3 separate regions of the Mus musculus genome follow, and all the other regions are linked to region 1. The links are chromatin loops, found by intact Hi-C in ENCODE. Cell type or tissue: gastrocnemius. All regions are shown on one strand. Links, peaks and the distances in the headings refer to the core of each region. The heading gives the core; the rest is flanking DNA. Region 1 holds the start of Rpl34-ps1 (ribosomal protein L34, pseudogene 1). Region 2 holds the start of Gm30331 (a long non-coding RNA gene). Region 3 holds the start of Foxi3 (forkhead box I3).

Region 1 (10,811 bases), core at 1,029-9,028:
TTTAGAAAACTGGTTAGAAAGCATTGCCTGGTGGCCATTCACTGGGAACCCAGAGGTGGACCTGGCCAGAGTCCATCTTCCTGGCCAGTATTTAATTAAAGCTTGATTCAAGTGGGGCGGGGGCCTGGAAAAATGACTCAGCAGTTAAGAACAGTTAAGGCTGCTCTTCAGAGGTCCTGAGTTCCACTCCCAGCAACCACATGGTGTCTCATGACCTTCTATAATGAGATCTGATGCCCTCTTCTGACCTGCAGACATACATGCAAATAGAGCACTCAGCTGGCTGGCTGGCTGGCTGGCTGGCTAGATAGATAGGTAGATAGGTAGGTAGGTAGGTAGGTAGGTAGGTAGGTAGGTAGGTAGGTAGATAGATAGATAGATAGATAGATAGATAGATAGATAGATAGATAGATAGATAGATAGACAGATACACAGACAGACAGATACACAGACAGATAGAGTGAAACCTGATGATACACAAAGTTCTAGAATGTGCTCCTTCTTGCTTTCACAGTCTGACTTTATCTCAGTGTCTTTCACTTGAGGAGGATCCTTATTTACCACCTTGGCCTACCCAATTCCTTTAACTTAGTCCCTTGTGTGACATAATTGTCCACGGTTAGAGTCCCTCCTGAGGGGTTCTTCTCAAAACCAGACACAGTTATCTGGACTGAGCTATTCTCTTGAAGACTTCTCTCTTTTAGAATATATACTGCTTTAAAAAAGAAAAAGCTTTTCATTATTTTTATTTAATGTGTATGAGTATTTGTCTACTATAATTAAGTACATGTAGGGCATTTGCTGTGTTGTAAGCATGCAGAACATCTTCAGAGACTGACCTAGCATACCAAGCACACTCAGGGAGCCCTGAGAAGGGAGTCTTCCTTTGTCTGTAAGTACTAGCTATCCCAGGGGAGGTGCTCCTAAGCAGAGTAGGAGCTGACAAGGTAGTTTTCACACCATAAATGTTTGGACACCCATGACTTGTATCAGGCTGTAGAACAAGACTGTGTGTTAATTCATCTGCTAAATACATTGAAACGTACCCAAAACGTCTACAAATCCTTCTGCTATGTAGGCCCCAAACTGTAATTGTCTCAGAACTCATGGACTGATTTTACTGTGAGTTCCTGGTGTGGCTGTGTATGCAGCAGGGGTCTGGTCCTTCTGTGATTCACCAATCCCAATGTCCACCCCTGCCCTGTGACCTCTCAGCTTTCAGAGGCAGTGACATCTGAGTCTGTGACTGATGAGGCCATCACCCAGACTATGGCCCGCTGCTGGGAGGAAAACCAGTACCTACTGTGCCCCCACTCGGCCACAGCGGTGAACTACCATTACCAGCAGACTGACAGTGGACAGTCCAGGTACCAGCAATGCAATCTGGGGCACTGGGGGCAAGCCTCTCCCCCAAGCAGGGCATGCAAGACTAAGGATAGTGACATCAGTAGGCGTGGTGGGTTCTGTACCCAAGAACTAGAGCTGTGCTTAGAAGAGGTGTGAACTGCATCCCAGGTCATGACAGGGATGATGGGTGAACTGGGTTTTTATTGGGATACTTTGCAGGCTTACTATATAAACTAGTTCAAGGTATTAATCATGTCTTTGTCTCTCTCTGCTCTCTGCCCTACTCTGCCCCTAACCTTTCCCCTGGTACTCCTTCCTCTGTCTTCTCCTTTCCCATCCTTATACCTGTTCTCTCCTGTCCTACCCCAATCCCCAATAGCATCAGGTGCTGCCTGGCCTCTGCCTCAGCAGTCAAATTCCCAGAAGCAGTCCAGGCGGCTGGGCTGACCCCAGAGACTCCCGCAGAGATCCTGGCCCTGGAGCACAAGGAGACACGCTGTATCCCAATGCGGAGAGGAGATGACTGGACACAGATGCTGCGGGTCACCATTGAGGGCCTGTCCCAGCGGTGGAAAGATTGTGTAGTGAACCCCTCAGAATAGCCAGGCTGGAATGGGATTGAAGACTCTTGTCCCAGGGCTGGCTGGGACAAGATGTCTCAGTAGTTAGGAACTCTTGCTGCTCTTCCAGGGGACCCAAATTTAGTTCCCAGTGCCCATGTCAGGTGGCTCACAACCATCTATAACTTCAGCTGTAGGATTTTGACACCTCTGTAGGCAGTGTACTTGTACACAGATACACATACCAATATGTGATTAAAAATGATAAAGGTAAGGTGGGTGTTTTGTTTTGTTTTGTTTTGTTTTGTTTTGTTTTTTAGTTTCTTGTTCCAGCTGGATGTGGTAGCACATGCCTTTAATTCCAGCATTCAGGAGGAAGAGACAGACAGGTCTCTGCAAGTTCTAGGCCAGCCTGGTCTATATAGAAAGTTCCATGGTAAATTTGTGTCTTTAAAACTCTGTATACTCTTGTCCCAAGGAGATGTGCCCTTGCTTCTGGGGAAAGCTACTACAGTTCTTTCCTGTTTCCTTGCCTTTGTTCTATAAGGGGTAGAGTGAACTGGGGTAGAGGGGGCTGATGTTGAAAGATTCATCAGTATCCTTGCCTAATATGCAAGTTTCAGGGGCTTCACATGGCCAGCCTTTTGGACATGGGGTCAGCTTCAGCTCAAAGGGGTCAGATCACAGCCCTGTGACACAGGCCTGTTCACCTACATACTGGCCTGGGTCTTAGCATCTCTGGCTCTCAGTGTATTCAGCCACCAAACCAAATTCAGAGCCTTGGTTCTCCTGAACTTGTTTTTAACCTGCTGAAGCATTGGGGATGTTCCTCTGTTAGTTGGATGGAGGCTCTGAACGGCTCTTGGGCAGATCAGAGCTGTAGGTTGAATGTAGACCCATTGGCCTCTGAGAGGTGATGCTGAGGCCTGGGTCACATCCCTCTGCTGCACCAGGTTGGCTCAGCAGAGCAGGCAGGGGAGCAAGGAAACCTGTACTGATGGTGTGGATAGAAGTTGATCACTAAATTGAAGGTTGTGGAGAACAGAAAGTCATGGTGGCATCAGTGTACCAGCCAAGCCAGCTAGCTTTTCAGTTATTTACGTTACTGGGCTCAGATCTTATGGGCAGCAGGAGAGATTTCAGGCAAATGCAGGCCCACAAATAGCAGTAGCAATCACCATGCCTTGGATAGTGACCTTCCCTCTAGAAAGACAGAAGTGAGTAGAGGAAATATTTTTGGCACTAGAAGATGCTACTGCTCCACCCTATGGCTGCTCATCTACTGGGCCTCAGGAGCATCTTCCCTCAAAGGTCTGAGAGTGCTGGCCATCCAGGACCAATCTGATTGGTGTGTCCCACCAGAACATGCCAGATTACATCTCTCTAGTCCTGAGGGGAAGGCTAGAGAGAACCCACTACTAGAAAAATAGCCATTGAGAACCAGTATTCAGGAGGGAAGAATAGGAATACTGGACCTATTGGGGTGGGGGATGGTAGGGCCATGCTAAAGGAACAATAGTGACCCCTTACAGGCAATATAGCACATCACAGTTCCTGGAATACTACCATCCACAGTATCAGACACATGGAACCACTAGGGGCCACTTACCAAATGAGTGTGACAGATTAAATGCTCAGGGGCCACCGTACTGCTTGAGACCTATGACTATGTCTTACTATCGTTTTGCATTTGTGCATGTGCTGTTGGAGACAGGGTCTGTTGTTCACTGCTGCCTAGGGCAGTCTAGCCGGCCTGAAGACTTCCTGGGATCCCTGTCTTTTCCTCTCGTCTTGCTGCAGGAGTGCTGGGATTGCACACTGCCTCATCTGGCCTTTACTTGGGATCAGGGGATCCAAATTTAGGTTCTTGGGCTTGCAAAGCAAGTACTTTACCCTCTGAGCTCTCTCCCCAGCCCTTTAACTTTTGTAAAACAAAACAAAAGAACAACAACAACACACTGCTGACCTCCTTCTTCAGTGACAGGGTCCTGAGAGAGGACCGGGATATTAGAAGATAAAGAAGGTAATCAAGCTTGTGAGCAGGAGGTCTTGCACAAGCTATGCCTTATGCCTAGCAAGCTTATTAGAAAGTACAGCATCCTATACACTATTTCCAGAGGAGATAAGGGACAGAGTCAGCAGAAACTATAATACAGTGGGACAAAGTCACATGAGGCTTATCAAGCAGTGTTGGAGAAGGGGAGCCCAAGGTGCCTCAAGAGCAGTACAGACTGAGCACACACTGTCTCAGGAATGATAACCCCCAGTCTTTTCAGGGGGGAAGGCAAGTTCCTAGGAACGGAAGCTAACTCGTTTGAGGCCCAGGTCTCAGCCCCAGGCTGTCCTTGCCAAGTCAGCTCCTGAGCAAGGACAGAGAACTAGGTTCCTTTTGTCTTTTCATCGGGGCCTCTGAGAAAGCCTTGGATCAGTCTGGCTCTCAGCACAGACCATCCTGGGCACTGAACAATTGTTTGGCAATTTTCAGATACTTTTGTAGAGCAAGAGCCCTGTGGGCACTATTGAGGTGGTTCAGCAGGCAAAGCCCTTGTGCACATGTCTGGTCACCTGAGTTTTGTCCCTAGAACCCACATAAAGGTGGTAGGAGAGAATCTACTCACATCGTATACATGCAATAATAATACATACAAGTAAACAAATTGTAAGAGGTCATAACGTTTTCCTAATATCACCTACAATATGTCCGTTGCTGCTTTACAGAAATTAATTCATGGGATCCGGATGGCAGTGTGACAAGTCCATTTTACAAAGGAGCCAACTGGGATTCTGGGAGATGATGGCTTTGAGTTCTGTGTGAAGTGTTCATTGAAGCTACTCTGGAGAGCCAGTGGGGTTCCCTTGGGTTTCCAGCCTCCTCCTAGTCTCCACTCCTCTTTGCCCCCCTTTTCTTTATCCCTGGTCCCCCTCACCTGTCTTTGCTTTGTGTGAGAACCTGGCTGTGCTTTCCTAGACGGCCCACCTCCTAATAGTCCCACCCTCTAAAGGCCAGGCATTGAAACACATGCATGTGTGGGGGCCTTGTAACAGGTGCAGTGTCAAGATTTAAAGCAGAGCTTGGCTGCTAGGCCACCTGTTGAGGGTCACTTCTCCCTCATCTCTTATCTTCCTATTGTCTCTGATCCAAGGCTCACTCCTCATCAGGGATCATGTTGCTTGTAAAACCGATTCAGCTTAAGTATCTCTGGTTCAGACCCCAGCAGCGTGTAAGCAACCCTGCAAGCAAAGGTGAGCACTCTCTGGCTCCCTTGGGGAAAAGAAGCCTTCCAAATCCACTGGAAAGCCTGGCAATAATTCTCCCAGCCAGCAGAGGGCAGCAGAACACATCCAAAGTCCTTGCTTTAAAGTAGGTGGGGCTGGCCAATCCAACCACACTCCTGTCATTGCTCATGGGCAAACCACCTGTCTGACTTTATTTTCTGAAGTCTGGGGACCCTGAAGGTTTGAGGGTTGAACTTAGTACCTTGCACATGCTAGGCAGGTGCTCTACTACTGAGTCATATCTAGGCTTGTCCCAGAGGACAACCTCAGGTGCTGTTCAGCAGGCTCTGCCCTGTTTTATTTTATTTTTTTTAGACAGGCTCTTTCATTGTTCTGGAGCTTTCTTTTTTTTTTTTTTTTTTTTTTTTTTTTTTTTTTTTTTTTTTTTTTTAGATCAAGTCTTGATTTTTATTACTTAAAAAATGTGCATATCTATTTTGCTTTCTGACTCTGTGCTTGTGCCTTCAACACTTTCACAACGATTTTCTGCTCCTCAATAAGGAAAGCCCGCTTGATCCTGTCACGGACACACTTGGCACACATGGAGCCGCCATAGGCCCTGCTGACGTGCTTCTGTGTCTTAGACAGTCTCATAAGGACTTTGGGCCGCACAGCACGAACCCCTCGAAGTCTGCCTGGGCACACGCCACATGCGGATTTAGGTGCTTTCCCAACCTTCTTGGTGTAGAGGTAAACAATCCTGTTGCCAGGGGTTCGAGACAGCCTAGTTTTGTTAGAGGCTGTGTTGTAGGAAAGCCTACGGCGGTATGTCAAACGCTGGACCATCCTGAGTGCCTCTGAGCACCGTCCCCGGAAGAGTTCTGGAGCTTTCTAAGCAGCAAAGCTGGTTAGTCAGCAAGTCCTGGATTCCATAAAAAATAACTTAAAAATTTAAAAAAATGTATTGCATCTTATTATTGGTGCCTCTCTCTCTCCTTTTAAAAGTTCACATATGCCTCGTGTGTGTGTGTGTGTGTGTGTGTGTGTGTGTGTGCCCTCGCGTGCGTCCGTCTGTCTGTCTGTCTGTCTGTCTGTCTGTGATTTCTGAGAGAGCAATAGTAGCTGGAGATGGGGAGACCCAGTAAGCAAGCCCATGTCTGTGCAAAGGCCAGAGGAGGAGTCAGGTGTCCCATTCTGTGACTCTCCATCATATTCCCTTGAGGCAGCATCTCTCATTGAACCTGGAGCTAGGCTAGCAGGGAGCAAGCCACAACCATCAATCACCTGTCTCCACCACCAGAGAGCTGGTGTAAAACTTCTTACTGACACGCTTCCGTACTGCTTCAACTAGGAAAAGCAGACGTAAACACAGAATCAAGAAAGTCAAAATAACCTTGTCACTGTGTAACACGCATGTGCTGGTACCAAGACTGTGGTGGACTCCAGCAGTGTCCTCCCGGCACATGATCATTGTGGGTGTCTATTGATAAGCTTTTCTTCCATTTGTGCTGCAGGAACACCCTAGTCACAGCAGCTGGGAGGTCATTTCCCTTCTCTCAGAGCCAGCTTAGCCCAGTGCCTCAGCCTCCTGTGTGACAGAGTTTCTGGCTGGTGATTGTGGATTCAGATATAAATGCAGACACTGAAATTATGCAGTGACTTGATTTTTAAGTCATTCAGATGGATCTAGAAAATTATTTGAAAAAAATAGTGTACAAACTCACACACATGAAATGCATTGCTGCTGGAGAAGTGTGTGTGTGTGTGGTGTGGTGTGTGGTGTGTGTGTGTGTGTGTTTAGGCCAGAGAACAACCTCCTGTGTTGTTCCTCAGGTGCTGTCATTTTTTATTTATTTATTTTTTTTGACACAGTATCTCATTGACCTGGAGCTGGTTGGTCAGCAAGTCCTAGATTCCTGGATTCCCTTTTGAGAAATCTCTCTCTCAGTCCTTACTTCTTATAGGTGAGCAAGTTGAGTCTCAGACAGGACCTCTGCCTTAGCCTTAGTACACAGATCATCAGGGTGGGGCAAATGAGATCCAGTGTGCACAGCCATTTCTCCTGATAAGACCCTCAGTCAGTCAGAACAGACTTGGTTCTGGAGAAGGAGCCTGGGTATGGATTCTTGAGGGAACAGTCATGGTAGTGTGGGGACTTCCCTGGAGGTATCTAGTCACCAGCTTCCAAATCTGAGGAAATGAGAGAGTACTGGTGTGCACAGCCCCTGGGAAAAGCCGACGACCCTACCACTCTACATTCAGATTAAGTGCAGGTTGTCTCAACTCCATGGCCTTCCATTCCTATGGTTGTCACCTGGTTCTGGCCCTTACGCTACCAGAGAAAGCTCCCCTGGACTGGCTCTGCCTCAAACTATAGGTGCATAGGTGCAAGATGGAGAAACATGGAGCAGATGCAAATACCTTGTCCCCATGAGGATGGTGGAGCAGAGAGGGCATGACACCCTTTGTTCCCTGAGATGAGCAGTACCTGGGGGGAGGAAATAACAAGACTCATATTTAAAGCCAGGTTAGTTACATTTGAAGAGGAAGGTAAGGTGGGGGGTTTGATGAGATAGCTAAGTAGGTAAAGATGCCCCCTCATACACGAGAGAGAGAGAGAGAGAGAGAGAGAGAGAGAGAGAGAGAGAGAGAGAGAGAGAGAGAGAATTCTATAAGAGCAGGGGTCATCAGAAAAGACACTTTAGTCATTCTAAGAGCTGAGGTTAGTCCCATGAGGGTCCGGAACACACTGGTCAGCTTTGAGCACTTATGTGAGACCTCAAAGCCCTGCCTCCACAGTGACACACTTTCTCTAAAAGGCTATACCTCCTCCAATAAAGCCACATCTCTTAATAGTGCCACTTCCCATGGTCCAAGCCTAGCCAAACCAACCCAGAGCTGAAGTGGGTGGAGCTGGGGTTAAATGATGGGATGAAGAGACTGAAAACCTGCCCCTCAAACGCTAGAAGGACCACTTTCAAGGAAGTTTGGAGTATGGGAATGACACGAGAAAGAGTCACCTGGGAAGAGGCCATCCCAGCCGAGGGATCGCCCTATCAGATTGGCCCATGGGTATGTCTGTGGGGCATTTTCTTGATTAATGATTGATGTGAAATGGGCCACCGCTTGGCAGCTGGTCCTGGTTCATATAAAAAGCAAGCTGAGCAGGCTGTGGAGAGCAAGATAGTGATTGGCTCCTCCATGGCCTTTGCTTTCGCTCCTGCCTTGGCTTCCCTTGGTGGTTAACTGTGTAAAATGGAATAAACCCTTTCCTACCCAGGTTGCTTTTGGTCATGGCAGTAGGAAGCAAACCAGGACACAGGGTAAGTGAACATACTGGGGTCGGGCCTTGTGTGGGCCTCAGCTTGATGAATAAAAGGATTGGAAGAAGTGGGTAAGCATGCCTCCAATGCTCGGGTTGGTCCTTATCATCTCTAAAAGGACTTCAGTCTTCTTGGCATTAGGCGTCTGCTCTCCTGGTCTCAAGTTGCAAACTGGTAATCCTGTGATTTAAGTGTTTGCTCTTGACAATTTTCAAGTTCTGTGTGCGTGGTTCTTAGTCATGGTCCCCGCATTGCACTGTAGATCTCTTGAACCTGTTTCTTACAAACCTTAGTTTTTTGAAGATTGGCAAGATGGCTTAGCAGGTAAAGGTGCATACTGCCAAGACTGGCGACCTGAGTTCAAGTCCCAAGATCCCCAAGGTGGAAGGAAACGGAAGAAATCAACTCTACAAAGTTCTGACTTCCTCATGTGTGCTACAGCTCCTGTATGATACATTCATAACTGCACACTTATATACCCACAGCCCTGCCTGGCACAAATGAATAAATGTAATAATAGAAGTTTTAAAGCACAGTCTTATCATTTTCCTAAGACAAAGAAAGCTTGCTGGGCTGAGAGACGGGTTAAGAGCACTTGCTCTTGTTGCAGGGAACTCAGATTCGGTTCCCAGCACCTGCCTTAGGTGACTCCAGTTCCAGACGACCCAATGCCCTCTTCTGACCTCCTCAGGTACCTGTGCACTCATGGTACACACACACACACACAACGTATATCATACATACATATACCCAAGCATGCATACATATGCATAAAATAGACCTCATTCTCCTTTCTGACTCTATCTGTATCTTTCTGGGCACTCTCCCACACGCCCCACGACATCTCAGAATTGCGGTGCACTTCTCTATGAAATGGTGGGGTAAAACCCCATGCTCTCTGCTTCCCTTCCTGGTTCAAATCGGAACAACAAAAATCAGTCACAGAGGCATAAGCCTGTAACCCTTGCACTTAGGATTCAGAAGCAGGGAGATCAAAAGTTCAAGGTCACCCTCAGCTACATAGGGAGTTGAGGATAGCCTGGACTACATAAAATGCTATCTTTTTAAAAAAATAGGAAAGTATATTTTATCTGGGTATGGTAGTACATGACTGTAATCTTAGCACTTGAGTAATAGAGTCAGGAGAATGATGAATCTGAATAGAGATGCAGGCCAGCAGAACTATACAGTGTGACCTTGTCTCAACAAACAGAAAATAAATTTAATCATTTAACAATCAGGTTTATGAGGGTTGCAGACACGTTCCATCTTGCCTCATTTTATGCAGTACTGGGATGGAACCCAGGGCCTCTTATATCCAAGCAATCACTCTGGTGACGTGAATAAGAATGGCCTCCCATAAATTAATATTTGAATGCTTAGTCACCAGGGAATGGAGCTCTGAAAGGATTAGAAGGATGAGGAGGTGTGGCCTTGTTGGAGGAAGTGTGTCACTGGGAGTGAGCTTTGGGATTTCAGAAGTCCATGCCGGGCCCAATCTCTCTCTCTGCCTACAGGTCAAGATGTAGCTCTCCAGCACCTTGTCTGCATGCAGCCTTGCACACCAATATGATAATGGACTAAGCCTCTGAAGCTATAAGCAAGCCCGCAATTAGACATTTTCCTTTATAAGGGTTGCTGCGGTCACGTTCTTCACAGCAATAGAACAGTGGCTAAGACGTACTCTTATCAACTAAGCCATATCTTCAGCCCCACATTTTATATTATGTATATTTTACCACATTTTAAAATCCAATAAGGCTCATCTCAGTGTGCCCTCTATCAGGGAGGAGTAGACAGGCAGAGTGAGCAGTGGGGCTGTATTGCCAGCTCTTCTGTTTCCTCTGGCTGGCCCAGAGTTCCAGATCAAAGACCCCTGATGACACAGCTTCCTCCAAGCCCTGTACTCAGTTGTCCTACCATGCTGGGCGGGGGGCGGGGGGGGGGAGGGGGGGGGAGGGCACAGGCTCCATCTTCTGTCCAGCCCACTTGCCTCCTCCTGAGGATGGGGCTTATAGATCTGCAAAGACAGGACTCCTGCAGGCTTCCTGTAGCCAGGGCCAGAGCTGCCTGGGCACGCCCTGCGGAGGGGAATCACCTTGCCCTGAAAAAAAAAAAAAAACCTAGGCGAGAGAGGGAGAAAGCAGTACAATTAAAATCTTAGTGTATGAATAATTACGTTTTAAAAATCCCCACTTTTTTTGAAACATCAAAAGGAATTCTGCAATAAGAGGTTTAATTTGCAGATTTAGCGGCATTTGGCAGGTTAAAAGTAGGGGCTGAGAAGTGAGTAAGCGTGGGATTTGGGGCTGGAAGAAAAGAATGGGAGGATCTGTTTGGCCAGAAATCCGGCTTTGAGCTCCAT
Region 2 (10,811 bases), core at 1,058-9,057, 310 kb after region 1:
CGTTTTTTTTAATCACTCTGAATTCTACTTTAAAAAAAAGATTTATTCATTTATTATCTGTAAGTACACTGTAGCTGTCTTCAGACACACCAGAAGAGGGCAACAGATCTCATTACATATGGTTGTGAGCCACCATGTGGTTGCTGGGATTTGAACTCAGGACCTCTGGAAGAACAGTCAGTGCTCTTAACCGCTGAGCCATCTCTCCAGCCCTGAGTTCTACCTTTTCTTCCCAGTGTTTTCACATAAAAGATACCAATTCTAAAATCTTTTGGTGATTCTGACCCCAAATATTATTCAGCGAATCACTAAATAGTGCCTGGTGACACATCACTCAAACTGGTTTTGCTATTACTTATACATTCTACACAATAAACCACGTGGGCATCTCAGTCCATAGTGAAGTGTTCACTTTTCCAATTCAGATTACAGATAGTGTTTATAGAGAGGAACACAGACACTATGGACGGCAGAAAGGCCATGTGATGTAAAGGCCAGAGAGATAGGAAGGCATGCACGTACATTTGAGGGCATGGACAATACCATTTGCCTATGTGGATGTACTTCTCAGCCTTTCTAGATGGGATCTGATCAACGTGGAATGGAAAACCATTTGCACACAAAGCTAGCAATTATTTCTAAGTCTGCTCCAGAAGAAAGACAGCACATGAATGTGCCTATCGTATCCATAACAGCACATATTTGGTTCAACGAATATTTCTTGGATGCTATTATGTCTAAAAAAAATGTTATGTGTTTGTCTTGGAATTAAACCAAGGGTTTACCTACTTTAGAATATAACTCACCCCATATTCACTGGGCCCCAGTTGAGCCCAGAAGTATTAAGTCATAATTTTGTGGCATGTTCTTATGAATATGGCCAGCCTGAAAGCATTTGTACCAATTAAGAAACATTATACGCTACAAATATCCAACTCATTTCTGAGGTATGCTAATGGACATAAGTAGTGTACAGGGTTATTGTGCTAAATGTCCATGCGTAAAACTCAGAGAAAGGGTACAGTCCATTTTGTAATCCCCTTGATTTGTTATTTTTTTCTTACAGTAATTTGGATATTGTACCATTCTAATATTCATGGTCTGCCCACCCTATACCGACCCCCACCCCCAGCAAATCCTTGGACTAGTATTATAACTGTGACTGCCTGAGGGCCTTAATCAGGCTAAAGGGGGAACTAGAGAGCTACCCCAGTAAGCTAGTGTGAGAGGGCTTGAGGTTTGTGGGTCCCAAGGCCAGACTACAAAGCCCCAAATCAGGGTTTCTTCTTTCCTTGAATGGTTGTTCTATGTTACAGCATTTTAGACTATTAAAAGGTCCACACCCATAACATCAATCTGACCATTGCTTTTCCAGCTTGAGTAGTTATACAAGTACCGGAGGAGCGTACTCAATGCAGATTCTGTGTAAGTGTGTGTGTGTGTCCAAGAACCTGCGTTTCTAAGAGCTTCCAGGCAGGTGTGGTGCTGTTGGCCCACGGCTATCGCTGGATTAGCCGAGTCCCAGAGTATCAGGTTAGGGAAGCAAGACCTTTAGTGGGTCGTACAATCAGGGCATGACCTGGATGTAGTGGACTGGCTTCTTCCACATGTCTTCCAGCCTTGATTAGCATGCTTTCCCTGTGCTGTAGAGGCAAGAAACTCAACCTTGCATCTCGGGCTCTGAATCTGTTATTCTGCCAACCATAAGCACTCAGGTGACAGTTGAACCTGTGACTGGCTTAGATGGGGACGATGACAAGATAAGAGACGCCTGTCTTACTCTGTGGGTTTTATTACAGGTGCTGGCGCTGGGGGCAGGGAGGAGCAGCATCTGCACAGAGCAACGCTCTTGAGGGCCAGGTTCTTTGGTGTATAGATCAGGTGTTCCTCCCGAATGTTCCGTCTATGTGTCCTTATAGCATGCCAACAACGCTGAATACTTTAAATGGCTCTGAATCAAGTACTTTCTTTGTGAGCTAATAAAGGTGAACTCTTCTTTCTTAAGCAAGGTATTCACTAATACACCAGATAAGAAATTGCTTTAGGCACTAGTCACAGTCCTGGGGCACCTGTCGAAGCTCGGGGTTCTTGTGGCCCAGGACAAAGAATTGCACCAGGGATGCATCATCATCACCATCATTATTATTATTTGTTTTTTCGAGACAGGGTTTCTCTGTATAGCTCTGGCTGTCCTGGAACTCACTCTGTAGACCAGGCTGGGGTGGAACTCAGAAATCCGCCTGCCTCTGCCTCCGGAGTGCTGGGATTAAAGGCATGTGCCACCACGCCCGGCTTTGGGATGCATCATTATTAGTAAACAGCGGGAGAATTTATTAAGATTTTTTTCCTAATCCACTGCTGGAAAGGGGGAGTAGGCTAGTGAACTGAGAAAAGGCATAAACTCCAAATTCTTGGCCACCAGTTATGTTACATGTCATGTTACAGTCAGTTACATAGCACTTGATCTTTTGGGCATTTGTATCCTATGGGATTTTCTGGAGCTCTCTGGGCTACATGTAGCCCAGGTTGAGAAGGGTTTTCGGTTATCTTTGTCAACTGACTTTTAAAAATATGTTTGTCTTGACATCCCTTTCTTCATGGGCACATCACTAGCTCTTGTGTGAGACTCTGTTGCCAGGGAGATGTAAACAAATGTCTAATCACTCCATGTAGGGAATCAGTAACAGACCAAAATACTGATCAAAGTCCAACTCGGTGAACCCATGAATGTATTGGAGTTGCTCACAGGAATATGGGTTGAGAGTTGCTCACAGGAGCCGCTCTGACTCAAAAGTCCCACCCCAGTATGGGTGACTCCAGAAAGCGGGAGTCCTGGGGTTTTCTGTAGGACTGCAAGTAGAGGCCGGAGGTTGACACTGTGTGTCCTTCTCTATGGGTCTCCACTGAAAGCTTGAGTCAATCTTCCACGGAACCTGATGCTCACTGATTGGCTAGACTGGTGGGTGACTGAGCTCTGGCGATCCACTTGCCTCCAGGTGCCCAGTGCTAGGATTCTACATGTGCGCCATTGCATCCAGGCGTTGTGTTTGTTGGAAATGCCAGCTCGGGTCTCCATGCTTGCACGGCAGGCACGTTCCCAGGTCAGCTTTGTCTCAGGTTGACCAGAGCTGCCAAGGTCAGGTTTGTTTTTCTAGACATCTGTGCCCCCAGCACCCAGGTATGTGAAATGCGACTGTACCTCACTGAAGGAGGAAGTGAGAACGAGGCTGTGGTTAGCCCAGGCTGGGTCTAGGTTCTCCCGTGGATGTTTGGGTGGCAGCTCACCCCTGTTCCCAGCTGCTGCCCTTCTCAGGTGATGTCAGTAGCTGAACCATGAGTCACCGTCACGGGTTGTCTGTGTCTGTTCCCATTCTGTTCCTTGCCAGAGCAAACATACTGATACAGAGGCAGCTGGCCCCGGGTCCCAGAGCCGTGTTTACCTTGAAACGTGTGTAGTCTTTGCAGTGTGCCCATTATTGATTTACAGGTTGTCTGCTGACACACCTTGACGAGCCCCAGCTTCCTCCTCTCTTCACCGTCTCCCTATGCTCCCGTGTCCAAGTTTTCTGAGAGGAATCTTGCAGGGGACAGCCATCTGGGCCCAGGGTTTCTGCCTTTGCTGAATTCTCCTAACGTTGGTGGCTACTCTTAACATGCTAACTGTGTATTTCTCAAAGCGAGACTGACAGGGTGGGTGTTTTGTTTTTTATTTTTGTTTATTTTTTTGTTTTGAGACAGGCTCTCACTATGTAGCTCTGGCTGTCTAGGAACTCATTATGGAGACCAGGCTGGCTTCAGACTCACAGAGCTTTGCTGGTCTCTGCTTCCCAAGGGCTGGGATTAAAGGCGTCTTCCCCACATCTGGTCTTTATGGACTAACTGGCCAATTCTTCTCCAATTGTCCTCCAAATTTCATTTCCACATCTCTGCCTGCATCCTTACATCCAACCTAGATGTGCAAAGTAAGTTGAGTGTCTCTAGGAGCTCATACACTGTTCTCCAGACTCCCCAGCAATGCCGCAGGCTCTGTGCGACTCTAAAATGTGACCTTTTCAGGGCTGGAAACAAGTCTGAGTGTGTAGCCTTATTGTGTGGTCCTGGATGGCGGTGGCTCGACCTGTACAGCAGGCTGCCCTTGAACTACAGAAATCCACATGTCTCCACCTTTTTTTGTTTTTCATTTTGTTTTGTTGTTGTTTTTTTGTGGGGTTTCTGTTGTTGTTGTTGTTTTGTTTTTGTTTTGTGAAGACAGGGTTTCTCCGTTTAGAACTCACTGTGTAGACCAGGCTGTCCTTGAACTCAGAGGTTTGCTTGCCTCTGTCTTCTGAGTGTGGGGGGGATTAAAGAAGTGTGTCCCCACACCTGTCTTGTCTCACCCCCTACATGTCAGTCCCACCTCCCACCTGCCAGACTCCACTGCCCTGTTAGTCTCCTCTCCCACCTCCCTACCCACCACCCCCAGCATTTCTGGTTCTGAGGAAGGTTACATTTCATTTGTCTCCTTCCTGCTGGCTGCTCTCTTTGCCCACAGTGTTTCCTCTCCTTTTCTCTCAAGGATCAGCTGCAGTCCCTCCTCCCCTCTCACAGTGGTGTTTCTTCAGGCTCTGGTAACTCAGACTTGCCTATGGATATTGTCCCAGCACTCAAAGGGCATCTTTAGGTCATCTGACAGCGGCACACAGAGCCCCTCTTGGCTTGTTCTCATGACAGGGCAGGCTTAGCAGCCAGAGAGGAGAAAGTCATGCTGAAATCCACCCCCGTGCTTCTCACTGACAGGTCCTTAGCCTGGGAGAGACACACCCCAAGCCCATACTGTGGCCAACCAACTGTTCTTATTTTGTAGTTTTGTGAGACGTGAGTCTTTTAGATTCAAGCTGAGAAGGTTTCAAGAAAACGTCATCAAGCTAGTTATTCTGTGACCAAAGATTTTTGAAGGAAGTTCAACAGTCAGTTTGGAATTCAAACTGAATTCCGGGTGTTCACAGTGTGTTTCAAAGCATTCCCCAAGTTGGAAAAGCTAAGGACTTAATCATGAATGTTTGTAGAAACTTCCTGCAGTACACACACACACACACACACACACACACACACACACACACACACACACACACACACCTACCTTATGCTCACTCAACTCAAATGTGCTGGACAGCTGGTATTTTATACAATCCAGGCCCCAAATCCTTGTAAGGTACTAATTGTGGTAACTTGGTAAATATTTGATAGACCATTGAACCAAGTTTAAATAAATGTACTGTTGGATCGTTTTCAAAACCCTTGGGCCAGAAAATTTAAAGAAACTGTATTGCTTCAGAAAGTCTTCACAGCGGGGGAAACAGAAGAAGCTCACAATTTAAAAATATCTAGTCATCATTTCCTGTGGACCAAATCAGCCAGTCAGCAGGGGTTGGTCTGCCACCTGGTGGCTGTGGTAAGCATTGCGAGCTGATAAAGCCCACTTTGCATGTTGGTTAAATTGTAGATTGTAATATCTGGAAAACTTATCAGTCTCTGCACTATTTATTACAACTAAAATAGAAAAAAATCTGACAAAGAATATTTTATGCTACTTATGAATGTTTGCATATGAAGTTGTGATGAGGTAAAGAAAGAGACCCTACACTAAAATCTGCTGATGGTCTTATGAACTAAACATTCCATACATAAGGTCTCCCTCACAAGCTCTCGCTTCTAGATATTATCCTGCTTGGTGCTGGCACCACAGGAAGTGAAGCTTCAACTTCCTGTTCTTGCTGCCACGTCTTCACTCATGGATTCCCTGGAACTGGAAGCACAAATAAAAATTTTTTAATAAGTTGGTGTGTGTGTGTGTTTGAGAGAGAGGGAGGGAGGGGGAGGGGAAGAGGGAAAGGGAGAGAGGGAGGGAGGGGGAGAGGGAGAGGGAAAGAGAGAGAGGGAGGGAAGGAAGGGGAGAGGGAGAGAGAGAGAGAGAAAGGGAGGGAGGGAGGGAGAGGGGGAGGGGGAGAGGGAGAGGGAGGAGGAGAAGCAGAGGAAGAGGGAGAGGGAGAGGAAGGGAGGGAGGGGAGGGGAGGGGAGGGAAGGGAGGGAGGGGAGGGGAGGGGAGGGAAGGGAGGGAGGGGAGGGGAGGGAAGGGGGAGGGGAGAGAGAGAGAGAGAGAGAGAGAGAGAGAGAGAGAATGTGTGTCCACAGAGACTAGAAAAGGGCCTCAGAGAACTTGGTCATGGTGTTTTATCACAGCAACAGAAAAGTAACTAGGATAATAGGTATGCAATAATGTTTTCTTTCTTTCCTTCCTTCCTTTCTTTCTTTCTTTCTTTCTTTCTTTCTTTCTTTCTTTCTTTTTCTTTACTTTTCTTTTCCTGTTTTTTCTTTTCTTTTAATTGAGAGTAGAGTCTCACTGTGTAGTCCTGACTGGTCTGAAACTTGCTTTGTAGACCAGGCTGGCCTTGAACTGAGAGACATCTGCCTATCTCTGCTTCCCAAGTGCTGAGATTAAACACACACAGTGTGGATATAATTTCTCATTGAGGTCTTCATATACATTTCCTAAGGCCTAGTAATGTTGACCATATTTTCACATGCTTTTTTGACACCACTATGTCCTCTTCTATGGAAGGCCATTTTTATGTTATACTGGTTAGTTGTTGGTGGTGGGGGTTTTTAAAGAATTATTTTAATTTGTGTGTGTGTGTGTGCCCATGGAGACTAGATGAGGCCATCAGAACATCTGGAGCTGGAGTTATAGGCAATTGTGAGCTACCTAGTGTGGGTTCTTGGAACTGAACTTGGGCCTTCTGTAAGAGCAAGATATGCTCTTAACTTCTGAGCCAGCTTTCTAGTTGAAAATGTTTTGTTTTGTTTTAAGACAGGGTCTCTAAGTAGCCCTGGCTGTCTTGGAACTCTCTCTATAGATCAGGCCGGCCTCAAACTCACAGAGATCTGACTCCTTTTGCCTCCCAAGTGCTAGGATTAAAGTCATGTGCCACCTAGACAATCTGGGAAGAGACTCTTTTTTTTTTTTTTTTTTTTTTTTTTTTTTTTTTTTTTTAAGACTTATTTGCCTGGCGGTGGTGGTGCACACCTTTAATCCCAGCACTTGGGAGGCAGAGGCAGGTGGATTTCTGAGTTCAAGACCAGCCTGGTCTACAAAATGAGTTCCAGGACAGCCAGGGCTATACAGAGAAACCCTGCCTTGAAAAAAACAAAACAAAACAAAAACAAAAAACCCAAACAAAGACTTATTTATTTTATGTAGTAAGTACACTGTCACTGTCTTCAGACACACCAGGAGAGGGCATAGGATCCCATTTCAGATGGTTGTGAGTCATCATGTGGTTTCTAGGAATTGAACTCAGGACCTCTGGAAGAGGAGTCAGTGCTCTTAAACTCTAGCCTGGGAAGAGACTCTTAATTAGAAAGGTATTTGCCATAGCAACATGAAACTAAGACATGTGTTCCCCCATTTTATAATTGACTTTTGTGTTGATTTTACTATTGAGCCCTAGTGATCACATATCCTTTAGATCCATATGGTTTATACTCCAGCTGTATTGCTATCTCTCTATCTCTATCTCTATCTCTATCTCTGTCTCTGTCTCTGTCTCTGTCTCTGTCTCTGTCTCTGTCTCTATCTCTATCTCTATCTCTATCTCTACATCTGTAGTTAGTTTCACACAACAAGGTACAAAGTCTTTTATGGAGCAAAAGTTTTAATTTTGGTGAAGTTCAATTTATCAGTCTTTCTTTTACAGATTATTTTTAGCGCCCACTTAAGAATCCTTCCCCAACTAGAACGGGGACCATGAAAAAGGAAGAAGAGATCTTAAAGGGGCAGGAGAAGGATTAAAAAGAGCAAAAGAATTTCTGTGAGACGAAAGCAAAGGAGGGCTACCTAATTTTATCCCACACTTCCTTCCTGCAGTTCATGGGCTCCCAAGGAAGAGGACTGTTCTGACTGGAATGTGACGTGTCAGCCACAGGCTCATATGTTCGGACTCTTGGTGCCAGCTCACGGTGTTGTTTAGAGAGGACACACGTCCCTGGGGTGTGGGATTTACTGATGGAAGTACATGACTGGGAACTGGACTTTGGAGGTTCTATCTGCCTCTGGTTCTAGTGTAAGCAATCCCTGGTGCTCCCATGTGAACAGGCAGGACCCCCCCCCCCCCGCCCCCAGCTCTTCCTCTCCCACCGCCATGCCTCTGAGGATGGACAGGGGATGTGAGTCCAAACAACATTCCTTTCCTCCAGCCCTTATGTCAGGTCTACCTCACAACAAGGAATGTAGCGAATGCAGTAACTCTAGCTCAAGGATTTGGGTCTCAGACTAAAGAAAACCTGCCAATGCGAAATGATTCTCATCCGCTGAAGATTCTGGGTAAGTCTGGTTGGAAACCTAGGTAGGTGTCCAATGCCCGACCTGCACGACCCCAGCTACGGATGTGGACCAACACAGAACTGTGACCTTAGCTGAAATCTGACTTTTGTTTGTTTGTTTCTGTAGCTCCGTTGCATGATTCCCCAGCGTGAGCCTTGCAGATGACAGTGTTGTGTTGCAGTGACACAAAGGTATTGAAACTACCTCAACCCTGGGCTCGGAGCTGCAGGCTGACAGAGGGAAGCAGAGGCCTTTGCTTGGTGACTGGGAGACATTGCAGATGCTTCTGGCAGATGTCTGGGCACAGAGGTAAAGTCCATCTGAAGCTGGAGCTAGCCCAGAGGCAGAGTCGATGCTGAGCAAAAGCATGTCTTTTGAAATCTATTCAAGCTGAGGTGAAAATGATTTGGTTTGGGGAACCAAGCCATCCCTATGGCCACTTTGAGCCAGGTTTTGTTACCTAGAAATGAAGGATTTTCATATTGAAGACTTCCCTAGAAGGAGCACCTTACCCTGGGAAAGCCAGAACCAGCAAGAATGAAGGGACAGGAGCCACAGATGTAGGCCCATCCCCTTTTAACTTTGGGGCAGGTGAGCAAGAGACCCAAGGGAATGGAAGACCTGACTGGACTCTGGCCAGCTCAAGCAGGCCAAGCATAGCTCTTGCAGGCCTTGCCCTTCTCCCCATTCCCTTTGCATTGCAAAAAGACAAAACTAACCAACCAATCAACTAACCAAACCAAACCAAACCAAACCAAACCAAACCAAACCAAACCAAACCAAACCAACCAACCAAACCAAACCAAACTAAACCAAAACAAAACTATTAAATTACAGACCTAAAGCTAGCCACCAAGGTCTATTCCCTTATTTGGTCACTTCCTTCTCCTGAGGTCTTCTATGTGGGTCTGGCTATAAAGTATTGAAGTCCAGCGATCAAAAGCCCCCTTTTGCTCACCTAATTAACACTCCCAATTAAAATTAACTACCTTATCCTAACATGGGGCTTTCCACTGAACCTTTATAAATTACCATTTTCCTACTGCCATGTCTGTCTCCTCTCTATCCAGTCCCTTATTTCCACCCTGGACAAATGCTTCCCCCCTTACCCCCCTCCACCCCGCACCCTTTCTCCCCTCTCCTTTGCTCCCTTCCCCCTCTTCCTCTTCCTCTAGCTTCTGTCTTTGTCCCCTACACCTGCCCTTTGTTCCTCCATGACAAAGAAATCTCCTTTGTGCCCTGAGCTTGGTCTTGCGGGTCCTGAGCTGAGACCTTTCCTTTCAATAACAAGCTCAGACGCTCAGGCTTCCTCAACAGAAAGCTCTCAATTGGTGTGGCTTTCTCCACAGGCTTTCAGAGAGATGCTGGGTGCTCAGAGAGTGCTGACGCGGGGAAGCCTCTGAAGAAACCTCCTCCGGACTGGCTTCCGACCAAAGCTTCAAGACTCTCCTTCCTTCTATCTCCAATATCTGCCCTTTACCACACAGAGAATGACACTTAATACATCTTTTCCCTGGGGGCTGTCATCCTGCTCTGGTCCTGTACTCTAAAGGCCTTAAAGTTGTGTATTTTAAACCACTCTCTGCCAGGGCTCATAAAACCAGGCCTGCAGATCCCCCAACCTGCTCTGTGCTGCTCTAACAAGAACAGAGAACATGAACAACATACATTTCTTTCTCATTGTTCAGGAGGTTGGGACGTCTATGATAAGTCTGGCGTTTGGCAAGGGCTATGGCTTATTGTCACATGATGGAATACCACCCACTTATGCAGGACTTTAGAATGATGGGGTCTTTCTCAGCCCACATATACTTGACCCCTGGGACTCAGGTACCAGACGGTCAGTCACCAGTGACAGAAGTTGGCCTGCAATAGTGATTTCAAGTTCATTGTCTCACATCAACGAGGGATAAAGTGGGGACCAGGGAGAAGTGGGCAAACAAGAAGTGTTTTTTTGTTTGTTTGTTTTTTTGTTTTTTTTTTTTTGTTTTTTGTAAGGAAAGTTAAAGAACAAAGAGAACATGAAGGAAAAAGAGGGGTAACTGTTAGCATTCTGTCTAAGCTCTGCCCCACAGTTACCTGGCAACAGCCAGGTAGGTCTGGCCCACTATAAAAGGGGCTGCTTGCCCCTCCTCCCTTTCTTGCTCTCTTGCTCTTCCCTTCTTGCTTCTACTCTGTCCCCGACCCTGCCCTTACCCCCTCTCTCCACATACTCATGGCTGACCTCTCCTCCTCCTCTTCCTCCTCCTCCTTTCTCTTCTTCCTCTTCCTCTCTCTCTTTTGGCCTTTCTCTGCCTCTACTACCCTCTTTACTCCCCTCCCCATGCCCTGAATAAACTCTATTCTTTGCGATACCATCCTGTGACTGATCCCTCAGTGGGAAGGGATGCCTTGGCATGGGCCCCCTGAGGCACCCCCTTCCCCAACACCTCACCACACACATCCACTAGGA
Region 3 (10,811 bases), core at 1,100-9,099, 170 kb after region 1:
AAATTAATTTGGGCTTAACTGATGATGTAGCTGGCACAACAGCTAACAGATTTACTACAACTTTTTCTGAAAAAAATATGCAAGTCCTACAACTGAAAAGAATATCATTTTTTTAAAACGACAGTGTCAAAATGGTAGTTAAAAAAAATTACTACCCAGCAATCAACTAAGTCTTAACAATTCAACTGATGTGTGTCTGCAGAACAAGAAAACTGGGAATCAACCTCCCATGTTCATCACTGAATAGAATACATCCCTGTAAGATCAAGATGTCCACTGTGAAAATTCTGCACTCATTTAAAATACACACGAGACTTGCCTTCTGTAGGAAAGAAATGCCCTCCTATAACTGAAGTGGGACATATCTCGATCACCTCAGAAGGATTTCCCCCAAACAGCTTTTCCTAACTTGGCCTTTGCTGTTTCAAGGTCTTAACCTACTGCTTTGCAGTGACTGCTCTCATAGATAAGCTCAGATGTCTCTCAGCTCTGTGGAGACAGGCAACAGGACCACAGCCCTCATTTTCAGATGAGAGATGAGGTGCAGACTGGATACCTGCTGTATATGCCCAGTTACACACACAACTGTCATCATGGAGAAGCAGCGTTAAAGTAGACTGTCTCCTAACCTTCTCTCTCTCTCTCTCTCTCTCTCTCTCTCTCTCTCTCTCTCTCTCTCTCTCAACTATGTAGCTCTGCCTATCCCAGAACTCGCTATGTAGATCAGGCTGGCCTTAAACTCAAGAGATATGCCTGTCTTTGCCTCTGTAAAGAGTGTACACACACACACACACACACACACACACACACACAGAGAGAGAGAGAATGAATCTGTAACTATCTGGATAGGTCTATTGAGCCATCTTGGTATCACTATCTTTTCTTCATCCTCTCCCAGTGCAAGAGGGTAAACCCAAGATCTCAATATACCAGGCAAGTGCTGTATTTTTTGAGCTCCACCCCCAACCTCCAAATACTTGGTTCAAGCCATCACTGCCCACTGAGTCCTACTGACATATCCCGAAATGTCCACTTCATTTGGTAGTTTTTTAAAAAGCTTTCCCAGATACAATATTTTTTGAACTTTTTAAAGTTCAAAGGAATACATGTGACAACTGATATAATAATCTTGGGTGGTTTAGAGACTAAGTCAGGAAGTTGCATCGTCAAAAACTGCACGTCCTGTACAAGTGTCACCACCGGGCACTAATGGCTATCATCAAGATACCTGATGTATCCAAATGAAAATGTGTTGTAAAACATACACAGAATGTGAGATTTAAGAGAAAGTCTACGAAGCTGACCTTGAACTCTCTGATCCTCCAGTCTCTACCTCCTAAATGATAAGGTATGCCTAATCACATTAACTTTTTAAATGTACTTTGCACTTTACAGCATCAGCACTAGAAAACTGCTCCAGAGTGAATTCTACAGAGTAGTGTAATTCAATGGTAGAGCTAATCCTTTGCATATCTGAGACCCTGGGTTCCATCCCCCAATACAACCGCTCTGGCTTCATTCAAGAAGCCTCAAGCAAGAATCTGTTTCTTGGTAAGCTTCACTCCTCTTCCACCTCCCTCTGCCAGGTAAGGGAGTACTCAGAACCCAGCCCTATGCAGTCTTCTTCACTCAAGGTACAGGATTGAGACTAGCAGGAAGCCAATTCGGGGTGCTCGTATCTTAACTTACCCAAACCTCAGTTAGCCCACAAAGGGAGATCGATCCTTAGGAATTCAAAGGAGGAAATGAGGCCCAATGTCCTCTTTCATCATTTGTAACACCCTGCTTCTGAGAGTCCCTGTCCCTGTCCGATCTATCTTCCTGTGACTTACGCTGTTCCTTGAATCGACCTCCTGTTTGAGAGTATGGACTTTTTGGTTTAGCCCTCTAGCTTCTGCTCTGAGTGTGAGGGACCATGTCTTCTGTGGAGATCTGATGTTTCCTGCATCCCTACCAGACCAGGTTTGGGTGACTAACCCCTCATGTTCTCCGCTCTAGTAATGAGAAGGCCCCACGGTCGCGCACAGACCGGATCTTGGGCTCCGGCTCTCAGGACCTATAAGTGCGCGGCTTCGCGGCCGGAAAGCACCTGCCCAACCATCCTCACCTGGGTCGTCCTCGTCGCGGGGCACCTTCTTAAAGCAGTCGTTGAGTGATAGGTTGTGGCGGATGGAGTTCTGCCAGCCGGCCTTGCTGCGCTGGTAGAAAGGGAAGTTATCGGCGACGAACTGGTAAATGTGGCTGAGGGTGAGTTTGCGCTCAGGCGCGCTCTGGATGGCCATAGCGATGAGCGCCGAGTACGAGTAGGGTGGTCGCACCATCTTCATCAGGTCCTCGCGGCTGGCCATCGACAGCCAGCCCAGCTCGCCAGGGGCTGCCGAGCCGGCGGGCGAGGCGGGTGCGGACGCCGAGGGCTGCGCGAAGCCCCGCTGGGCGCCCGCGAAGGTGCCCGGAGCGGCTGGAGGCTGCAGGAAGGGTCCGGGCGCAGCTCCGGGAGGCGGCGGCGGGGCCCCTAGGTAGCTGGCAGCGGAGGCTGGGCCGCCCACGCCGGGCCCATTGAGCCACAGGTAGGGGTTGGCGGCTGCAGCGGGCGGTGCGGCGTAGTCGGACAGCCCATAGGGTGCCCTGGAGGTCGGGGGCGCACCAGGCGCGGCGGCGGGCTGCGAGTATACGAAGTTGTCGCCGCAATACAGGGCCATGTCGGCGACCGAGGGCTGGTGCAGAGCGGCAGCGGCTTTGGGAGAGCGGGGCTGGCCACGGCACTTCGGAGAGAGCATCCCTTGGCGGACCAACCCTACGGCCCGCCCTGGCCTCCGCTGCGACTACCGACTTGGAGCGCTGAGGAGCTCGCCGAGGGCGGGGGTACCGCGTCTCTTATACCTGGGAGGCTGGGCGACCAAGGCTCCACAGTCCACGCCCTCGCCACGCCCCATGTGCCCGGGAGCAGAATGCAGCCTCCTTTGCCCCGCCTGCCTGGTCCCCGCTGCTTTCTGCTAGCTCCGGAGTCAAGGTGAAAAGCGTCCATCGGTCCTTCCTTTATCCGGCCCTCCTGTCCTACGGTCTGGTCATCCATCCTTCTCGCCTCCCCTCCATCCTCCCATCTTAGCCCGCGTACGATCAACCTACTCTAAAAAGCAGAGTACTGAAACAACAGACAGACTTCACCAACTGGACCGGCTGGTCCCTAAAAAGCTGGTGAATCCGTTTGAGTGGATTGACTACTTATTTGCTCTAGCCTCCACTTCCCTTTCTAACAAGTCCCAAAGTTTTAAAACTTTTTTTTTTCATTCGAAGTATTCATATTTAGCACAGCACTCACGTTCGGTCTCCATCGATCAGCTCCATGCCATCAAAAATAATAGATGTGAATGCATGAATGACAACCCGACAGGCACCCTTTCTTCCCGACTCTGGGCCAAGTGTGAAATGGTTCTCAAGTTTTTGTTTTGTTTTGTTTTTTTACTGTCTCTTTTTGTGGTGATTCATCTTTCTAGTTAAACCGTATGTTTGTTTACAATCAGGAAGCACTGTTCATTTCATTTCACCCGGTTTGTTCCGAATTTTGGTGTGCAGTTATTTTTCAAAAGGTAAATTTGCAAAGACGGCTAGGTAAGTGGCTTTGGAATTAACATTTAAAAGCAGAAAGCTTAAAGTAGTTCAAGACGCGCTTATAGCCTGGGTCTTTTTATTCTCAGCTTCTCCGAGTTTTGAAGGGGTTCTCTGAGCATCAGGAGAGCAATTAGCTAAATACTGTGTCGACCCAACGACCCAAAACGACAGCGAGAAAATTATCTCTTTTACCATCCAAAATATTTCTAAAGGTGTTCTTGATAAAAACAGATCTGAAAGTTCTCCTTTAAGCGGCGAAGTTATTGGTGGCTTTTTTTTTCTATTTTCGGATTACAGCCTGACAGTTTAGAATATTACTAAAGAATCCCCGCACCCACATTTATTTATGTACATGATTGTCTTAGTTTTGTACTTTAAACTTTTTACCTCTTAAAAAAACAAAATAGAAAACAAACAAAAGCCAGACCGGGTCTGTCGACAAGGTGACTGAACGGTAAGGGCACTTCCCGCCTAAAGCCTGGAGTTTGATCCCTGGGATGAAGGAGAAAACCCGACGCGGGAAAGTTATATGATTTGACTCGCTGTGACACCCGCACCACATAAGTGAGTAAATAAAGTAATTTTAAAAATTAAAATCAGAGTTATGTACTTAGCAAACTTGAAAGCCTAAAATGTTTATCTCATTTGAAAGTAAGCGATCCTCTTTTCTGGAACCAGAGAGATATTACTGCAACTGTAAAACACCTGCTTCTTTGAAGACGTTTGGAAGAGTCTGAAAAGAGAAATTATGACTCCTTAACGATATTTTAGTTTAAAACACATTTTTCTTTATTTAGATAAAAAACAAAACAGGCTTCCCATTCCTCCAAATGGCTTTGGTTTTAGGTGAGGCTTTTCCTGAAATGTTAACAAGGTGGAAAACTATGACCCAGCTTGGCAAGCACTTATAATTTTATAACTCCCTACTGGGTATTCGTTTTCTTAAGTATAAAGGTGTGAGCTAAAGCTAAGATGACAGGGTCTAGGTAAAAGTTGGGGACCTAGAGGGCAATCACACACACACACACACACATACACACACACACACACACACACACACGCACACACGCACACACACACACACACACACGCACACACTTTAAATAACTAACGTTTCTGTAGAGTGACCTGAAGTGTAAAGCATGGGAAGTGAGTGTTCAGAAGGCTTCAATACTCAGTTTGCTTTCATTCTAAATGGAAGTAAAGAATGAAGAGACAGACTCTATCTTCCTTTTTGTAACTGTTCTTCACAATATAATTCTTTCCCTGGTCTCCTAACAAATTGCTTAACCATACACAGTTTGCGATTGTTCTCCTGGGTCTAATTTTAAAGCCGCCCATCTATTCTAAAGGAGAGGAGGGGGCCACAGTTTTCAGGATGTGGTCTATTGTTTTGATTAAAAGTTCTGCTTAGCAGATCATGTTCTGAGTCTTTTATAAATTTATTTAAAAGGAGCAGAGCCACCTACCGACCTTTTGCAGCTGTTACAGCGTTTCCCGGGGTAGTTGGAAATCACGTTCTTCTAGTGTAGGTCCAAAGACAAGCTTCAGTGTACTCATAAAAATAAAAATTAAAAAAAGAAAGAGAAAGAAACATGGGTACATAGGTTTGCTGGCATTGTCTCCTCTTTCTAGAAGAGGGACAGGGCCATATGAATTGAAAATGACCTTGGTTGCTCTTCATTTAAAATGCCAACCAATGTGGACAAGTGCTGCATGTGGTTGTTTCCAAAAATTGGAAATCATGGGTGGCTCAGTGAGTAACGGTGTATGCTACCAGGCTTACGATCTATGTACAGTCCTTGGGACCCATACAGTGGAAGGAAAGAACTGACTCCCTCAAGTTGTACACACACAGAGAGAGACAGAGACAGAGGGGCAGAGAGAGAGAACAAACAGATAAATAATAAACCAATGTAATTTTAAAATCCGAGAACCATCACTGTACCCGTGTTTCCTACAAGGCTTTCTATCTGGCATGTTATAGTCAGCGCTCCAGTGCATCAACCTTCAAGTAAATCAAAACTTCACTGAAGTTGAATTCTTTCCCCCTCTGGCAGTGTAGCCCAAGCTGGCCCGAACTTTCAGCAATCCAGCTGCCTCGGATTTGCGAGTGTTTAGGATTGCAGGTGGGCCCAATCGTCCTGCCTGAAGGGACCGTCCCCCCACCCCCTTACCAAATATGTATGGTTTACATCTATTTATGACTGGTAATGGAAAATGGAGTGAGCAGCTGGGGAACAAGCTTTCCAATGATATGCAAATATTTTCTGAGGTGGTGTAACCAAGACTATGAACTCAAGAACAAGCCATGCTGGGCACGGTGGTGCACACGCTTGTATTCCCAGCACCCAGGAGGCTGAGGCAAGGGAACAGTTTTAAGCTGGTCTGCACTGTAGGTTCCAGGCTAGCCAGATATAGGTAAGGGAGACCCTGTTCCCCCCAAATGTTGAGAATAAACCTAGACTCTGGCACTGTCTACACATGGTGAACATTGGATGCCTACACTCACAGAGCTTCAGAAGAGAAAGTCATACCCAAGAAACCAAGAGACTCTGGAAGCTCAGGCTATCCTATGCCCACCCTTCCAGGGCCTAAGGTCTCATTGCCATAGCTGTATAAAGTAAGTTGATTCACTAAGGGTAAATTAGACTTCCAAAAGAGCAGAAGTTATTTAAAGATATGCTGATGCCAATTTGTAAATCTTCAATCAGGCATGTGATCTCTGTGAAGACAGAAGTTTTCTGCTAAAAAAAATTAATTCTTCCGCTGTCTCACAAAGGTGTGGGGCTGGGAATCTAGCTCATGAGTAAGTGCAGGCAAAACATATACACAAAATAAATTACTAAAGAGAGAAAAAGGAAGGAAGGAAAGAGAGAGAAAAAAGAAAAAGAAAGGAATGGAGAGAAGGAGGGAGAAAGACAAAGAGATAGTCAGAGAGAGAGAAAGAGAGAGAGAGAGACAGGCCTAGAATATTAGCATGAGATAGCTATTTCCCCACATTTCACAAAATTGAAAAAGAGGAATTCAATGACTTATCTTTACCATATCTGACAAAATTTAGTAGGCTTCTGGACTCTTCATGACTGCCTGATTTCTGTAGCCAAGAAGTCCTTGGGTATACAACAGTGAAAACCTGCATACAGATGAATGAAGGACTTCCATTCTTCTATTAAACCAGCCAGGGCCATGGCCTGGCTTTCCCAGCCTGCTTACACTCCATGTTGGTTGGCCAGAAATAAATCAAAGTGTTCAGAAACCACTTAGCATCTTTGGATGCAGGAGTTGGCAGATGTAATCATGGACTTCATTCAGAAATGTCTCTCACATATATTCAAATTGGCTGATTTTAAACCAGCAATGACTTCATCAGCTTTCTGGCCTCTGTCATATATATATGATCTTTGTATAAGCTTCAAATATACATACATGTATACACACATATATTATGATATATTATTAGATATATGAGCTATATGATATATGTTATATTATATATTATTATAGAATATAATGCAGTGTGTAATATATTAAAATAAAACTAATAAAATGCATATATGTTTTATATATATGTGTGTGTGTTTAAGGGCACTGTGTGTTTGAGACAAGATCTCACTTTGTAGTTCTGACTAGCTTCAAACTCATGGAGATCTACCTGCTTCTGCTTTCACTGTGCTGGGTTGTTTTATATTTTGCAACAGAGGCTGATGTAGCCCAGGCTAGCCTTGAACTTACTACAAAGCTGAAGATAGTCTTGAACTCCTGATCTTCTAGCCTTAATCTCCTCAATGCTGACACACTTGACACACAAGACCACATTTGATATATCTATTCTTTTTCTTTTTTTTTTTTAATTTTCTTATTGAAAAAAAATTTTTTCTGGATAGGCAGTGGTGTTGCATGTGTTTAGTCCTAGCACTAGGGAGGAAGGGGCAGGCAGATCTCTAAGTTCAAGACCCAGCCTGTTTTACAGAATGAATTCTAGGACAGGACAGATAGGGCTATATAGAGAAACTCTGAAGAGGAGGAGGAGGAAGAGGAGGAGGAGGAGTAATAGTAGGAGGAGGAGTAATTAATAGTAATTTTTTACACTATATTCTGATCATGGTTCTTCTCCCCCGACCACTACAAGATCCTCCCCACCTCCCCATTCACCCAGCTCCATGCATTCACATCTATTCTTAACTGATTTCCAATTGAACCCAGGTTTGTTCTTTCAGCCGAAGCTCTCATGTCTGTATCCTCCAGGGCCTTTTGCCTTGCCTCTGTTTGTGAGACTGGAGATGCCTTTCAGTTAATAGGCACCCCATACGTGTTTTCTCATAAATGGTGACCATGGTGATGAGAAGGAGGAACTTGGTGACAGATGGAATGTTATGGTTCATCCTAACTCTACACTTGATTTGGTTGACTCCTCCTAGCCAGAGCTGATGAATTTGCCAATCAGTGCTTCAGCTCCCTTTGTGGAATCAGGAAGAAGGTTAAAATACTGATGCCCTGGACCCACCCAGGAAAGATGCTTTTATGCTCTGTCTTTGCTTCCTTCTGTTTCTAGAACTATGGATTGAAGTTAGAACCCAGAACTGGACCAGTGCAGGTTTACCACTGAGCTAACTCCCTATGGCTTGTGCACTTTTGAGCCTCTCAGCCCCACCTAGTGATTCAGACACTGTTGAGTTTGGGAGCATAATCTATTGTATAAGTAATGGGGGACACTACTATACACAAAGATGATTAAGCAACTGTTTGCGAGCTGGGGATGTGTGAGAAAGGTATCAGAATCAATCAAGATATTGTTTTCAGATAACTTGGGTGAAAAGCCATAAGCAATAGCTATGTGCCTGCATAACTCCACAGATGCGCATGGGAAGATGCAGGAGCCAGGCTACAAGACAGGTGTGCAAAAACTGACAAAGTACTTTGTACCAATGCACTAATCTATGTTTTAGAAGGAGGGGGAGAAACAAGGATGGGTCTAGGGAGGGAGGGAGAAAGGGAGAGAAAGATGGGGGTTGATGGGACGGGGCGGGGGGGACAGAGGAGGGTTGATTTGGTATAGAAAAGAATTTTTTAAAGAATTATTTATTTATTATATGTAAATACACTGTAGCTGTTTTCAGACACTGCAGAAGAGAGTGTCAGATCTCATTACGGATGGTTGTGAGCCACCATGTGGCTGCTGGGATCTGATTTGAACTCAGGACCTTTGGAAGAGCAGTCAGTGCTCTTAACCACTGAGCCATCTCTCTAGCCCAAAGGGGGGAAATTTTTTTTTTTAATGCAGAGTCTCTCTTCATAACCCTGGCTATCCTAGAACATGCTATGTAGACCAGACTGGCCTCAAACTCACCTGCTTCTGCCTCCTCACTGCTGGAATCAAAGGCATGCAACCTCACACCTAACTAGAAAGGAAACTCAGAAGATAAAAATGGCTTGAACTCATCCTGGGATGCTAAGTAAACCTGTGTGTCTAGAGCAGAGTGTTCCTGACCTTCGGCTTCTGTTCTCTGAAAGAGCTCAAACAAGTATCAAGATCAGCTTTACCATCCACTAACAGGACAGATGAGCAAGTAGAGGGTTGGAAATGCTCGTATGGAATCAATGGATAATGTAGAAATTAGAAACACTGTAACAGGAGCTGGAGAGATGGCTGAGCAGATAAGAGGATGAACAGCTCCTACGGGGGACTGAAGTAGGCTTCCCAATGCTCACATCAGGCAGAGCACAACTGTCTATAAATCTAGCTCCAGGGGACCGGAGTCCTCTGGCCTCTGCAGCACTGGTACTCATGTGCACTTACAGACATACACTCATAGACATAATTACAAATAATAAAAAATTAATGTAGATGACAGCACCTACTAAAGGCTGTGATAAACTTGGGAAGTACCAAGCATTTCCCATGTTTCTTATTTTTCTTTTTTTTTATTGTATAAATATTCAGTTTGCATGTATGTCTCTTTGACGTATGTGCCTGGTTCCTGCAGAGGTCAGAAGAGAGCATCAGATCCCCTGGAATAGGAATTACAGGCAGCTGCTGTGAGCCAGTGGATGGGTGTTGGAAATCAAAAACCAGGTCCTCTGCAAGGAGAGCCAATGCTCTTAACCTGCGGGCCATCTCTCCAGCCCCTGCAACAACTAACTAATACAAACAGACTAATGTCAAACCCAGCAGGCACACTTGTGAGCAAAGTTATCCTCGATTTTTTTTTTTTTTAAACTTTTGCAAGCAGTAGGGTCAAATTAGGATCAAAAGTAGTCACTTTTCTTCTTCTTCTTCTTTTTTTTTTTTTTTTTTTTCACCTTCTGAAGCTGAGGTCCTTGTTTTTAATTACTATTTTGGTTAGATAGAAGGCAATGAGTTTCACTGAGACTTTCTCTCTCCCACCTCCTCTTCCCCCCTTCACACACACACACAGACACACACACACAGAGTGACATTTTCATAGGCACAAACACACACATGTTCTTTCCTTACCCCACACTTCCACATCCTACCTTCCTTCTTGCCAATCCCCTTTCTACTTTCAATAGTTCACCCTTCCTTCTATTTTCAAAATGTCTATATTTCATCACCTTCTCTTGTTCTTTGCTCACTCATATTTCTTTCTACTTTGATCAGACAGACAAACAGACACACAGACTCTCTCTCTCTCTCTCTCTCTCTCACTCACACACACACACACATTAAAATCTAGGTTCCTGCTATATCTATCCACTATAGAAACCAGTAGCTAGATCCCTCAAAAAGATTAAAGCTGGAGAGATACCTCAGTAGTAATGAGCACTTGCTGATTTTGTAGACATATCCTAGGTTCCATTCCCAGAACCCACAACTTGCTCCCAATGTACCCTAAATCCCATTCCCGAGGGTCTGATGCCACTCTTTGGTCTGCTCCCCCACTGCTTGCATGGGGTGCATCTCCCTAAGTGCAGTCACAACACACATACCCACCAAATAAATAAATAAGAGGCAGGAGAGAGGGCTGAGCTTGTAAGAGCATTACTGCTGTTATAGAGGACCAGAACTCAGTTCCCAGCACCCACATGTCTGTCCACCCTTCTCTGACCTCCTCCAGCACCAGGCATGCCCATGGTACACAGACATGCAGGCAAAATAGTCACCACAAAATAAAATAATTAAATCTAAAAGAATTTCTAGGAAGAACTCCAATCTTTTTTTGCCAAAATTAAGACAATTA

What was found. A loop is a pair of places that touch in the nucleus more often than their neighbours do. Peaks named below come from ENCODE experiments on the same cell type or tissue, not always from the same donor. Only the 100,000 strongest peaks of a DNase experiment are listed, where the experiment ranks them.
Region 2: it touches region 1 in a loop (7-fold over the local background); 22 of 42 quality-filtered maps call a loop at or near these places.
Region 3: a loop joins it to region 1, with 13 times the contacts of the local background. A loop is called at or near these places in 19 of 42 quality-filtered maps.

The regions. Positions count from the first base shown.
Region 1 is chr6:71,119,768-71,130,578 of GRCm38, reverse strand. Rpl34-ps1 (ribosomal protein L34, pseudogene 1) reads right to left here and starts at 5,990. Exons shown (of 1, transcript NM_001199350.1): 1 at 5,578-5,990. The coding sequence starts at 5,969. The coding sequence ends at 5,616. Thnsl2 (threonine synthase-like 2 (bacterial)) reads left to right here. Exons shown (of 9, transcript NM_001033929.2): 8 at 1,216-1,367; 9 at 1,727-2,413. The coding sequence ends at 1,949. In gastrocnemius, for the core only: a CTCF peak has its summit at 5,226 (motif pointing right); a DNase peak (open chromatin) is centred at 5,232.
Region 2 is chr6:70,806,658-70,817,468 of GRCm38, reverse strand. It overlaps Gm30331 (a long non-coding RNA gene), which reads left to right and starts at 2,678. Exons shown (of 5, transcript XR_869164.2): 1 at 2,678-2,959; 2 at 7,904-8,099; 3 at 8,233-8,359; 4 at 8,486-8,668; 5 at 9,709-10,478. In gastrocnemius, for the core only: a CTCF peak has its summit at 5,428 (motif pointing left); a DNase peak (open chromatin) is centred at 5,419.
Region 3 is chr6:70,948,497-70,959,307 of GRCm38, reverse strand. It overlaps Foxi3 (forkhead box I3), which reads right to left and starts at 2,702. Exons shown (of 2, transcript NM_001101464.1): 1 at 2,108-2,702. The coding sequence starts at 2,699. It also overlaps a transcript of Tex37 not described here. In gastrocnemius, for the core only: a CTCF peak has its summit at 5,089; DNase peaks (open chromatin) are centred at 2,176, 2,464, 2,824 and 5,086; H3K4me3 peaks cover 837 bases.